2 separate regions of the Homo sapiens genome follow, and region 2 is linked to region 1. Evidence: read pairs that join two places in POLR2A ChIA-PET (ENCODE). Cell type or tissue: HepG2. All regions are shown on one strand. Links, peaks and the distances in the headings refer to the core of each region. The heading gives the core; the rest is flanking DNA.

The links. ChIA-PET counts read pairs that join two places held together with the same protein. Peaks named below come from ENCODE experiments on the same cell type or tissue, not always from the same donor. Only the 100,000 strongest peaks of a DNase experiment are listed, where the experiment ranks them.
Region 2: POLR2A ChIA-PET joins it to region 1 with 5 read pairs; 7 of 35 experiments call an interaction of 5 or more read pairs at or near these places.

The regions. Positions count from the first base shown.
Region 1 is chr1:26,879,256-26,884,627 of GRCh38, reverse strand. It overlaps GPN2 (GPN-loop GTPase 2), which reads left to right. Exons shown (of 5, transcript NM_018066.4): 4 at 338-468; 5 at 4,879-5,372. The coding sequence ends at 4,951. Among named protein-coding and RNA genes, the nearest start is that of GPN2-AS1, 5.8 kb to the right of the region's middle. In HepG2, for the core only: no CTCF peak of the experiment used is centred there; DNase peaks (open chromatin) are centred at 1,351 and 2,827.
Region 2 is chr1:26,974,832-26,980,203 of GRCh38, reverse strand. It overlaps the pseudogene RPL12P13. Among named protein-coding and RNA genes, the nearest start is that of OSTCP2, 8.8 kb to the left of the region's middle. In HepG2, for the core only: no CTCF peak of the experiment used is centred there; no DNase peak of the experiment used is centred there.

The DNA of each region.
Region 1 (5,372 bases), core at 139-5,138:
ATACTGCGACAGATGACCTGGCCCTAAGGGGTGTTTAGTTGAGTAGGGGAGGCAGGTGAGTTAATAGGCGTTTATTACATGGCAGGGATACCATGTACAATAGGTGTAAACCCAGGGGACTGTGGATATGCATAGGGGAGCTTATCTGTTCTAATCTGAGTGAGTTGGTGGTCAGGAAACATGAGATTTATCCAGCCTTTGGGGACATGTAGAACTACTCCAGGCCAAGAAAGCTACAGGTACAGAGGCAAGATGGAGGAAGGTGTATTTAGAGATTGCAAGCAGTTTTACATACTTCTGTTTCACTCACAGAACTGTTTCTCTCCTCCCTGCTCAGGACAAGGAGAGCATCCAGCGAGTCCTGCAGGCTGTGGATAAAGCCAATGGATACTGTTTCAGAGCCCAAGAGCAGCGAAGCTTGGAAGCCATGATGTCTGCCGCAATGGGAGCCGACTTCCATTTCTCTTCGTATCCTTGCCAGCTTCCTGGCCATAGCAGAGAGGGTGAGACATGGGACTCAAGAATGGCCACAGGAGGTGCAGTCATCAACCTTGTGGATGACCAATTTCTTTTTTTTTTTTTTTTTTTGAGATGGAGTCTTGCTCTGTCGCCCAGGCTGGAGTGCAGTGGCACGATCTCAGCTCACTGCAAGCTCTGCCTCCCGGGTTCACGCCACTCTCCTGCCCCAGCCTCCTGAGTAGCTGGGACTACAGCCACCCACCACCACGCCCAGCTAATTTTTTGTATTTTTAGTAGAGACGGGGTTTCACTGTGTTGGCCAGGATGGTCTTGATCTCCTGACCTTGTGATCCACCCAATTTCTTTTTTCTTTTTTTTTTTTGAAAGGGAGTTTCGCTCTTGTTGCCCAGGCTGGATCGCACAATGGCGCAATCTTGGCTCTGTGTAACCTCTGCCTCCCATATTCAAGCAATTCTCCTGCCTCAGCCTCCCAAGTAGCTGGTATTAGTGTGCGCCACTGTGCCCAGTTAGTTTTTATATTTTTAGTAGAGACGGGGTTTCACCATGTTGGCCAGGCTGGTCTGGAACTCTTGACCTCAGGTGATCCACCTGCCTCAGCCTCCCAAAGTGCTGGGATTACAGGCATGAGCCACTGCGCCCGGCCGTGGATGACTGATTTCATATTGATCAGTTGGGCTTCCTGATGACTGTCTCTCATGTGCAAAGGTGGTCCCTTGGCTTCAGAGTTGGTTGTACTGAGGACAAGAGAGGATATTGATCAATAGGAGTAACAAATACAGAGGCCCAGAAATGAGAGGGCATTAGTCATTCGGGAGAGATGCAGGAGTCCAGTTCCTGGTGTGTTGCATGTGAAGAGGAAAGGGCGTTGCAGGGGTACAGGCAGGGCTGCCGAGGGAGGGGCCTGAGTGCCCTACTAAGGAATGTGGACTTCAGTTCATGGGTGGGCAGTGGGAGCAAGTATTCAAGCAGTACTGTTGAACAGGGTGTGACACAATCAGATGTACATTTTAGAAAAGCCCCTGCAATTGTGGAAAATGCATTTAAGGGACGTGATTGGGGGCAAAAGAGTTTTACAGTCTTGCTAGGTGAGAAGGGTTGAAAGATTTGTAGTGAGAATAGAAAGAAAGGTGTAGAATGGAAAAATACTAAGGAGATAGACTGTAAGAGTCAGTGACTGAATGGGATAGATGGAGCTGGAGTAGAACTTAGCTTCCCAGATCTCTGGCTTAGACGGTGGGTGGTTGTACTAATCACTGAGGCAGGAAAAGGAGGAGGGAGCAGGTTTGTCACATGGATGAAAGGGACAAGAGCTGGCAGATGTGCTGTGTTCAGGGGTCCATGGGACATCCAGAGCTGTCCAAGAGGCAGCCAGACTTTTGGAGCTTGGTTAGTGACTAATGAGGCTGGAGCCAAGGTCATGGGTAGGTGTCCATCAGGTCACAGAGGCCATGCGTGAAGCAGGACAGAAAAGTCCAGGCCCTCTAGGCTGATGCTCTCACAGATTCAGCATCTATGCAGCATGCTGGAGACAAGGGGGACTCAGGAGTCTTAGGGTATAGAGGAAAATAATTCCAGCCAACACTTACTGATGTTTCTCGAGCCATATGTGGGAAACAAAGCTCATGGGGTCGGGGTTGGAGGAATGACTTATAAATGATGGCAGTAGAGTGTGCAGTCCCTGATGAAGGTACTAAGGAGCTGCGTCACACCTGCAGTTAATGTAGGCCAATTGGACTGCATGTGCTCAGCAAAAGAGGGGAGGAGCAATTTTTTTTTTAAATTTAAGATGGACTTTCTTTTGCTGTTGTTGCCCAGGCTGGAATGCAATCTCCAACTCCAGGGTTCAAGTGATTCTCCTCCCTCAGCCTCCTAAGTAGCTGGGATTACAGGCATGCTCCACCACACCTGGCCCTTTTTTTTTTTTTTTTTTGAGACGGACCGTCAATCTTGTTGCCCCAGTTGGAGTGCAATGGTGCAATCTCAGCTCACTGCAACCTCCATCTCCCACGTTCAAGCAATTCTCCTGCCTCAGCCTCCCGAGTAAGTGGGATAATAGGCGCCCGCCACCACGCTCAGCTAATTTTTTGTATTTTTAGTAGAGACAGCGTTTTACCATGTTGGCCAGGCTGGTTTCGAACTCCTGAACTCAGGTGATCCACCTGCCTTGGCCTCCCAAAGTGCTGGGATTATAGGCGTGAGCCACCATGCCCGGCCTGCAACTTTTATATTTATTTCTTAGAGGCAGGGTCTTGCTCCTTTGCCCAGGCTGGAGTGCAGTGATGCAATCATAGCTCACTGCGACCTTGAACTCCTGGGCTCGTTACCCTCCCACCTCAGCCTCCCAAAGTGCTGGGATCACAGGCATGAGCCATCGTCCCCAGCTGGGAAGGGCAGTTTATGTTTGTTTATTTTGTGAGGCAGAGTCTCACTCTGTTGCCCAGGCTGGAGTGCAGTGGCGTGATCTCAGCTCACTGCAGCCTTGACCTCCCTGGGCTCAAGTGATCCTCCCACTTCAGCCTCCTGAATAGCTAGGACTATGGGCGTGTGCCACTGTGGCCAGCTAATTTTTGTAGAGATGGGGTTTCACCATACAGCCTAGGCTGGGAGAAGCAATTTAAATAATGTAGTATTTTGTACACCGTACAGATGGTTCCCAACTTATGATGGCTCAACTTTATGATGGTGTGAAAGCTATATGCATTCAGTAGAAATCATACTTTGGGTACCTATCAATCATTCTTTCACTTTCAGTACAGTATTCAATAAATTACATGAGATATTCAATACTTTATTGTAAAATAGGCTTTGTGTTAGATAATTTTGCCCAAATGCAGCTAACGTAAGTGTTCTAAGAATATTTAAGGTAGGCGAAACTAAGCTATGATGTGTGGTAGGTTATGTGTATTAAATGCATTTTCGACTTAAGATATTTTTGATTTAGGATGGGTTTATCAGGATGTAACCCCATCATAAGTCAAGGAGCATCTGTACGTTACTTTATGTATTCGTATATATAAAGGATTCTATTCACAAAACCATGTATGCTGCATTTAACAAATAATTTGAGGAATTTTAAAGAGTATTTTTAACCATATACATTTGTGCTGATTTTAGATTCTGCCCTGACCCTAACCCCCTTAAGATTCAGCAGCTCTCTGTAAGAGAGTAGGGACTGATACAAATAAGGGAGTGGTCAGCTTTGCTGAAGGGTAGGTGGGTAAGGAAAGCTTTATGGAGGCATGACACGTGAGTTGTGTCATTTCAAGGTGAGGGTTAGCCAGTCTAATGAAGAAGAAAAGGGAATTCAAGTTAAGAGAACATGCAAAGGCATAGGGGTTCAAAGTTGAGACAGGTTTCAAGGGTTGCAAATAAGATGGCATGGGCCAAGTGTAATGGCTTCATGCCTGTAATTCCAACACTTTGGGAGTTAAAGGTGGGAGGATTGCTCAAGGCCAGGAGTTTGAGACCAGACTGGGTAACATAGTGAGACCCCATCTCTCTCTCTTTTTTTTTTTTAAAGTATAAAAATTTATTTTTGGCCAGGCGTGGTGGCTTACGCCTGTAATCCCAGCACTTTGGGAGGCCAAGGCGGGCGGATCACGAGGTCAGGAGATCGAGACCATTTCTGTCAACATGGTGAAACCCTGTCTCTACTAAAAATAGAAAAATTAGCTGGGTGTGCTGGCATGTACCTGTAGTCCCAGCTACTCTGGAGGCTGAGGCAGGAGAATTGCTTGAACCAGGGAGTTGGAGGTTGCGGTGAGCCGAGATCGCGCCACTGCACTCCAGCTTGGTGACAGAGTGAGACTCTGTCTCAAAAAAAAGAAAAAGAAAGGTCTGTAACTCGAACATCATTTGGTGGGCTAAGTGCTTTACTTGCAGGGTCATTTAATCCTCATTTCAACCCCTTTTATAATTGAGGCGACAGGCCCAAGGTCCCTCTCCCGGGATGTTTTGGAAGAACAGTTCAAACCTTGGTTTTGGTGGGTGTAGAATCTGTTTCTTACTTTGGAGCCATCTGGTAGTACAACAGCCATGGTGTCCTAACATAGCCAACCTAGCCATGGCTAACCTCCATGTCCTCGTCAGACCCCAGACCCAGACATCATCAGGTTTTGAACTCCCTTAGTCTGGCTCCAGAGCATGTGCCATAACGCAAAATTGCAAGGTTAGTACTGTCCAGTCCTTTGATCCGCAGCAGTGTGTGGAAGAGGCAGATAGAGGAGCATTTGAGTCTGGGTGTTTTTGGAGGCTTCTCATACCTGATTGGTCCCTATAATTATGAGGAAGAGAGGGATGGACATGGTTGGAGTGTAGGCATCAGCGGAAGTCAGATCCTGCCCAGACCAGCTCCCCATCCTCTGCCTATGCTATCAGCCTTGACGCACCCTTCCTCAGCACACTGGGCATCCAGGAGAAGTACCTGGCACCCTCGAACCAGTCAGTGGAGCAGGAAGCCATGCAGCTGTAGCAACAAGGTGGACCCTGGAGAGCAGGATGCATAATCCAGCACTGGGGAAAGTGGAGGCTCCTGATGCAGGCTGCAGACCCAAGAGCAAGTCCTCCCAGCCAGAGCTGGCGGGCTGGCAAGGGGATATTCAGCTCTGCAAAGGACTTCTGGCCAAAAAGCCAGACATGGTGCCAAGCAGAACACCCCCCATACTGTCAGTGGTGTCCGTGAGCTCTGGGCCCTGCCACCAGAAAGTCGAGCACTGGTCCTAGTCAGGCTGTGATGAAATGTGCTACAATACAAGAGTTTATTTTCTACTTTTTGTGACTTCCAAACTTTTCTTCAGTCTTCCGGGCCCAGGGGTTTGGGGAAGAATGAGGGAGTGTCACCTAGCCTTGGAATAATCAGTATTTCCCCAAAGCATATAATTCACATTCAGTCA
Region 2 (5,372 bases), core at 269-5,268, 95 kb before region 1:
TATGACTTTGATCTCGTTGGGGTCAAACTTCCATGGCACTGGGGAGGCGGCTGGTGTCGGATGAACCCGGATTTGGGACGACCAAAGAAAGTTGCACCTTGGCCTCCTCTGAGCCGAAAGGAGAATTTTTTTTTTTTTTTTGAGACGACGTCTCACTTTGCTGCCCAGGCTGGGATGCAGTGGCGAAATCTTGGCTCCCTGCAATCTCTGCCTCCTGGGTTCAAGTGATTCCGCCTCAGCCTCCTGAGCACCTGGGATTATAGGTGCATGCTGCCATGCCCGGCTAATTTTTGTATTTTTGTAGAGACGGGGTTTCACCATGTTGGCCAGGCTGGTCTAGAACTCTGGATCTCAAGTAATCTGCCTGCCTTGGCCTCCCAAAGTGCTGGGATTACAGGTGTGAGCCACTGTGCCCGGCCTCTACAATTTTTTTTTTTTTTTGAGATGGAGAATGGCGTGATCTCAGCTCACTGCAACCTTTGCCTCCCCAGTTCAAGTGATTATCCTGCCTCAGCCTCCCAAGTAGCTGGGATTACAGGCGCGTGCCACCACGCCAGGCTAATTTTTTGTATTTTTAGTAGAAACAGGGTTTCACCATGTTAGCCAGGCTGGTCTCGAACTCTTGACCTCAGGTGATCCACTGCCTCGGCCTCCCAAAGTGCTGGGGTTACAGGCATGAATCACCGTGCCTGGCCAAAAGAAATTTTTTTTTTTTTAATTAGCTGGGTGTGGTGGCACGCTCCTGTAGCCCCAGCTATTAGGGAGGCTGAGGGAGGAGGATTGCTTGAGCCTGGGAGGTTGGGACTGTAGTGGGCTATGATGGTGCCACTGCCTTTTAGCAGGGTGACAGAGCAAGACCCCCTTCTCCAAAAAAAAAATAATCATAATAATAAAAGAAGTTGAAAGGAAAAAGAAAGCATGAGAGCCTGGCTCTCCAGCAAGTTCATTCCTGCCACAAGCCTTTATTAAGCACTTACTGTGTGCAGACACTGCTCCAAGTGCTGGGGATGTAGCAGTGATCAAGACAGGCAAGAACCCTTCCCTCTGAGCACTCTCAAGCCAGGGCAAGAGAGGAAGGCCATAGAGTCTACACAAATAAGGTCATATGCGCTATGAAGGAAGTGAACAGTGAAGTGTAGGGAATAACCAAGGAAACCTACAGTAGAAAGGGAAGTCGAGGATGATGGAGTAGGCAGCTGTGGCTTTTGCCCTCCAAGCATCCATTTGTCCTACTTTTGGTAACAGTGACTTTATATTTTGTGGGGAACCATCTCTCCTACCTGCTCAGTGCATGTTTGTTGGGTTTTTTTTTTGGTTTTTTTTTTGAGACAGAGTTTTGCTCTTGTTGCCCAGGCTGGAGTGCACAATCTCGGCTCACCTCAACCTCCACCTCCTAGGTTCAAGTGATTCTCCTGCCTCAGCCTCCCGAGTAGCTGGGATTACAGGCATGTACCACCGCGCCCGACTAATTTTGTATTTTTAGTAGAGACAGGGTTTCTCCATGTTGGTCAGGCTGGTCTCGAACTCCTGACCTCAGGTGATCTGCCTGCCTCGGCCTCCCAAAGTGCTGGGATTACAGGCATGAGCCACCGCACCCGGCCTCAGTGCATGTTTTTTGTCTTTAGGAATGGGCCCATCTTTAGGAATGGGCTTGTGACCCTGGCCTGGCCAATGAAACTCAATACTGGGATGTTTGCTGAAACTGTTGAGAAAGAGAAACTCTTTATTTGAGAATTTTTTTTTTTTTTTGAGATGGAGTTCAAGCAACTCCCTGCCTCATCCTCCTGAATAGCTAGGATGACAGGCGCCCGCCACCATGCCCGGATAACTTTTATATTTTTAGTACAGACGGGGTTTCACCATCTTGGCCAGGCTGGTCTTGAGCTCCTGACCTCATGATCCACCCACCTCAGCCTCCCAAAGTGCTGGGATTACAGGCGTGAGCCACCACACCCGGCCACTTGAGAATTTTTGACCAAATAGATTATAAACATGGAGATGCAGGCAGCCATCTTGCCATCACAAGAAAAGTGCCTGCCTGAGGACGCGCCTGCCTGGCAGGAGAGCACAGAAACAGAGAAACCAGATGAGTGGTAAAATCACCTGAGCACCTGATGCCAGGAGTATCTGAAGGTAGTTCTACCCTTGGACTTTTTAGTTAAGTGAGCCAATAAATTCTGAAGGATGCAAGGGAGCCAGTCCAGGGAGTGCCATGAAGGAGCAACCCAGAGGGAAGGAACAGAAAGTGCAAAGACTTTGCAGAAGAGAATTTGGCTCATTTGTGGAATGCAGTCAGCACCTAAAGCAGGAACACAACACTCTGTGCTGACGGAATGAGAAGGGATAGAGCCACAGGAAGAGAGTTCCATTTCCAACAAAATGGAAGAAGAAGGGTGCAGAGAAACCCTTCCTCATATATAGCACTTAAAAAAATATAGATATGTTCCAAAATTATCTTTTATAAGGCATTGATGATGTCCTGAAGTCCTGTCCTGGGCAGGCCTATGCAAACCTATCCTCAAAGTCTGAAGAAGCTAAGAGGCTGAAGAAAAAGGCTAAGCCGGGCATGGTGGCACAGCACTTTGGGAGGCTGAGGTGGGTGGAACACCTGAGGTCAGGAGTTTGAGACCAGCTTGGCCAACATAGTGAAACCCCATCTCTACTAAAAATACAAAAAATTAGCCGGGCGTGGTGGTGGGCACCTGTAATCCCAGCTACTAGGGAGACTGAGGCAGGAGAATGGCTTGAACCTGGGAGGTGGAGGTTGCAGTGAGCCAAGATTGCGCCATTGCACTCCAGCCTGGGCAACAGGAGCAAAAATCCATCTCAAAAAAAAAAAAAAAAGAAAGAAAGAAAAGGAAAGAAAGAAAGAGAGAAAGAAAGAAAGAAAGAAAGAAAGAAAAGAAAGAAAGAAAGAAAAAAAGGCTGACAGATCCAGTTTTTCAGAAAGAAACATGTAATAGGGACTTACAAACAGAAGCTATGCCTGTTTCTCGGGGGACAGTGATGGTGGATCCCTGTGTCATTACCCCTGACCCAGGGCTTATCTACCACAGGGAAAGAGTAGACATGATTCTGAAGAGATGTATAGGACAACTGAAGTATGAAAACATCAAGGTTGTTTTAAGGTTGACTTAAGGGCAGGATTTATGGTAAGTACCTGTGCTTACACAAAGAACTGGAAATCTTAGAGGCCTTCCTGGAACTAGGGTTAATCAGAAGTCAACATGACAGATTAGCATCCAAGGTGGAGTTGCTTTGGCCTCCACAATGGACTGACTATGCAGTAAGGGAAAAAAATTAACAGAAATAATAAGAAAGGGCCACTCCTCTTCAGTAAATGAGCCTTATAGCTGGCATTTGTCCCAAGGGCACCTGTTGAACCCCGAGGCCACCTGTTGAACCCTGAGGCCTAGATCAGTCAAAAATTTTTTTTACTTCAGCTCATGATTTGGCATTTTACAACAGGACCCAATATATAGACAAAAGTTTCACAAGCCATACTCACCCCAATTATGTGTGGGGCACACTGATATTTCCTTGCCAATCTATTCTATGCCATTCTATTTTCTTTTTGAAATGGAGTCTCACTCTGTTGTCCAGGCTGGAGTGCAGTGGCGCCATCTTGGCTCACTGCAACCTCCGCCTCCCGGGTTCCAGAGATTCTCCTGCCTCAGCCTCCCAAGTAGCTGGGACTACAGGCGCATGCCACCATGCCCGGCTAATTTTTGTATTTTTAGTAGAGACGGGGTTTCACCATGTTGGCCAGGCTGATCTGGAACTCCTGACCTCAGGTGATCAGCCCACCTCGGCCTCCCAAAGTGCTGGCATTACAGGTGTGAGTTACCGTGCCCGGCTTCTATTTTCTTTCTTTCTTTCTTTCTTTCTTTTTTTTTTTAATGCACCTGGCTGGGCACAGTGGCTCACGCCTATAATCCCAGCACTTTGGGAGGCCAAGGCAGGCGGATCACCTGAGGTCGGGAGTTCGAGACCAGCCTGACCAACATGGAGAAACCCCGTCTCTACTAAAAATACAAAATTAGCCGGGTGTGGTGGCACATGTCTGTAATCCCAGCTACTTGGGAGGCTGAGGTAGGAGAATCGCTTGAACCCGGGAGGTGGAGGTTGCGATGAGCCAAGAGATCGTGCCATTGCACTCCAGCTGGGCAACAAGAGCAAAACTCCATCTAAAAAAAAATAAAATAAAATACAGGTTGAGTTCCATTGAATGATGCAGTACCAGGAGTTGTATTCTATTTGGGGAGGGGAAGCCAAGTTGCAATCACCATTGCAATCAGAAAGCATTCAGAAGAAAGGGGCCATTTGGGGCTCCAGCATTGTGTTGGATTTCTTTTCTAGGGAGTGCAATTTTAGACATGTTGAGTTTGAAATGCCTTTTAGATATTCAAGCAGAGATTTCAAGTGGGCAGTTGAAATTGTTTCTGGAGCTCAAGGCAGGGGATGGGGCTGTAGATATGAATTTGGAATGATCACATAGCTGGCACTGAACTGGATGAGATGACCGTGAGATGAGAGGAGAGGACCAAGGGCTGAGCCTTGGGCTGATATTAAGCGGCCAGTGAGAACAAGTAGCCACAACCTTTGCCCTTTTCTCTCTACTTTTCTCCATCTTGCTGTCAGAAACTCAGATTTGGTGAATGCCATCAAGAACCTTAGGAACAAGCAGGGGCCTGGCCCTCGGGATGACAGAACAGTGAGCTGCTGGCCTCGGATTAGATTCCAGCTGAATCCAATTCCTAACTGATAGAGTAACGATACTGAGCAACTCCTGGCAAAATTGATCAAGACAAAGAAAGGGAGGTGGCACAAATAAACAATGTTAGGCTTGAAGAAAGGGACTTAACTATAGTTGTTGCTGAGATTTAAAAGATAATAGGGCCAGGCGTGGGGGTTCATGCCTGTAATCCCAGCACTTTGGGAGGCTGAGGTGGGCAGATCACCTGAGGTCAGGAGTTCTAGACCAGCCTGGCCGACATGGTGAAACTCCGTCTTTACTAAAAATACAAAAAATTAACTGGGCGTGGTGGCACACACCTGTAGTCCCAGCTACTCAGGAGGCTGAGGCATGAGAAGTGCTTGAACCCTGGAGGTGGAGGTTGCGGTGAGCCAAGATGGTGCCACTGCACTCCCGCCTGGGTGACAGAATGAGACCCTGTCTCCAAAAAAAAAAAAAAAAAAGTGACCGGCTCGGTGGCTCATGCCTGTAATCCCAGCACTTTGGGAGGCCGAGGCGGGCAGATCACCAGGTCAGGAGATCAAGACCATCCTGCCTAACAGGGTGAAACCCCATCTCTACTAAAAATACAAAAAATTAGCTAGGCGTGGTACATGCCTGTAGTCCCTGCTTCTCG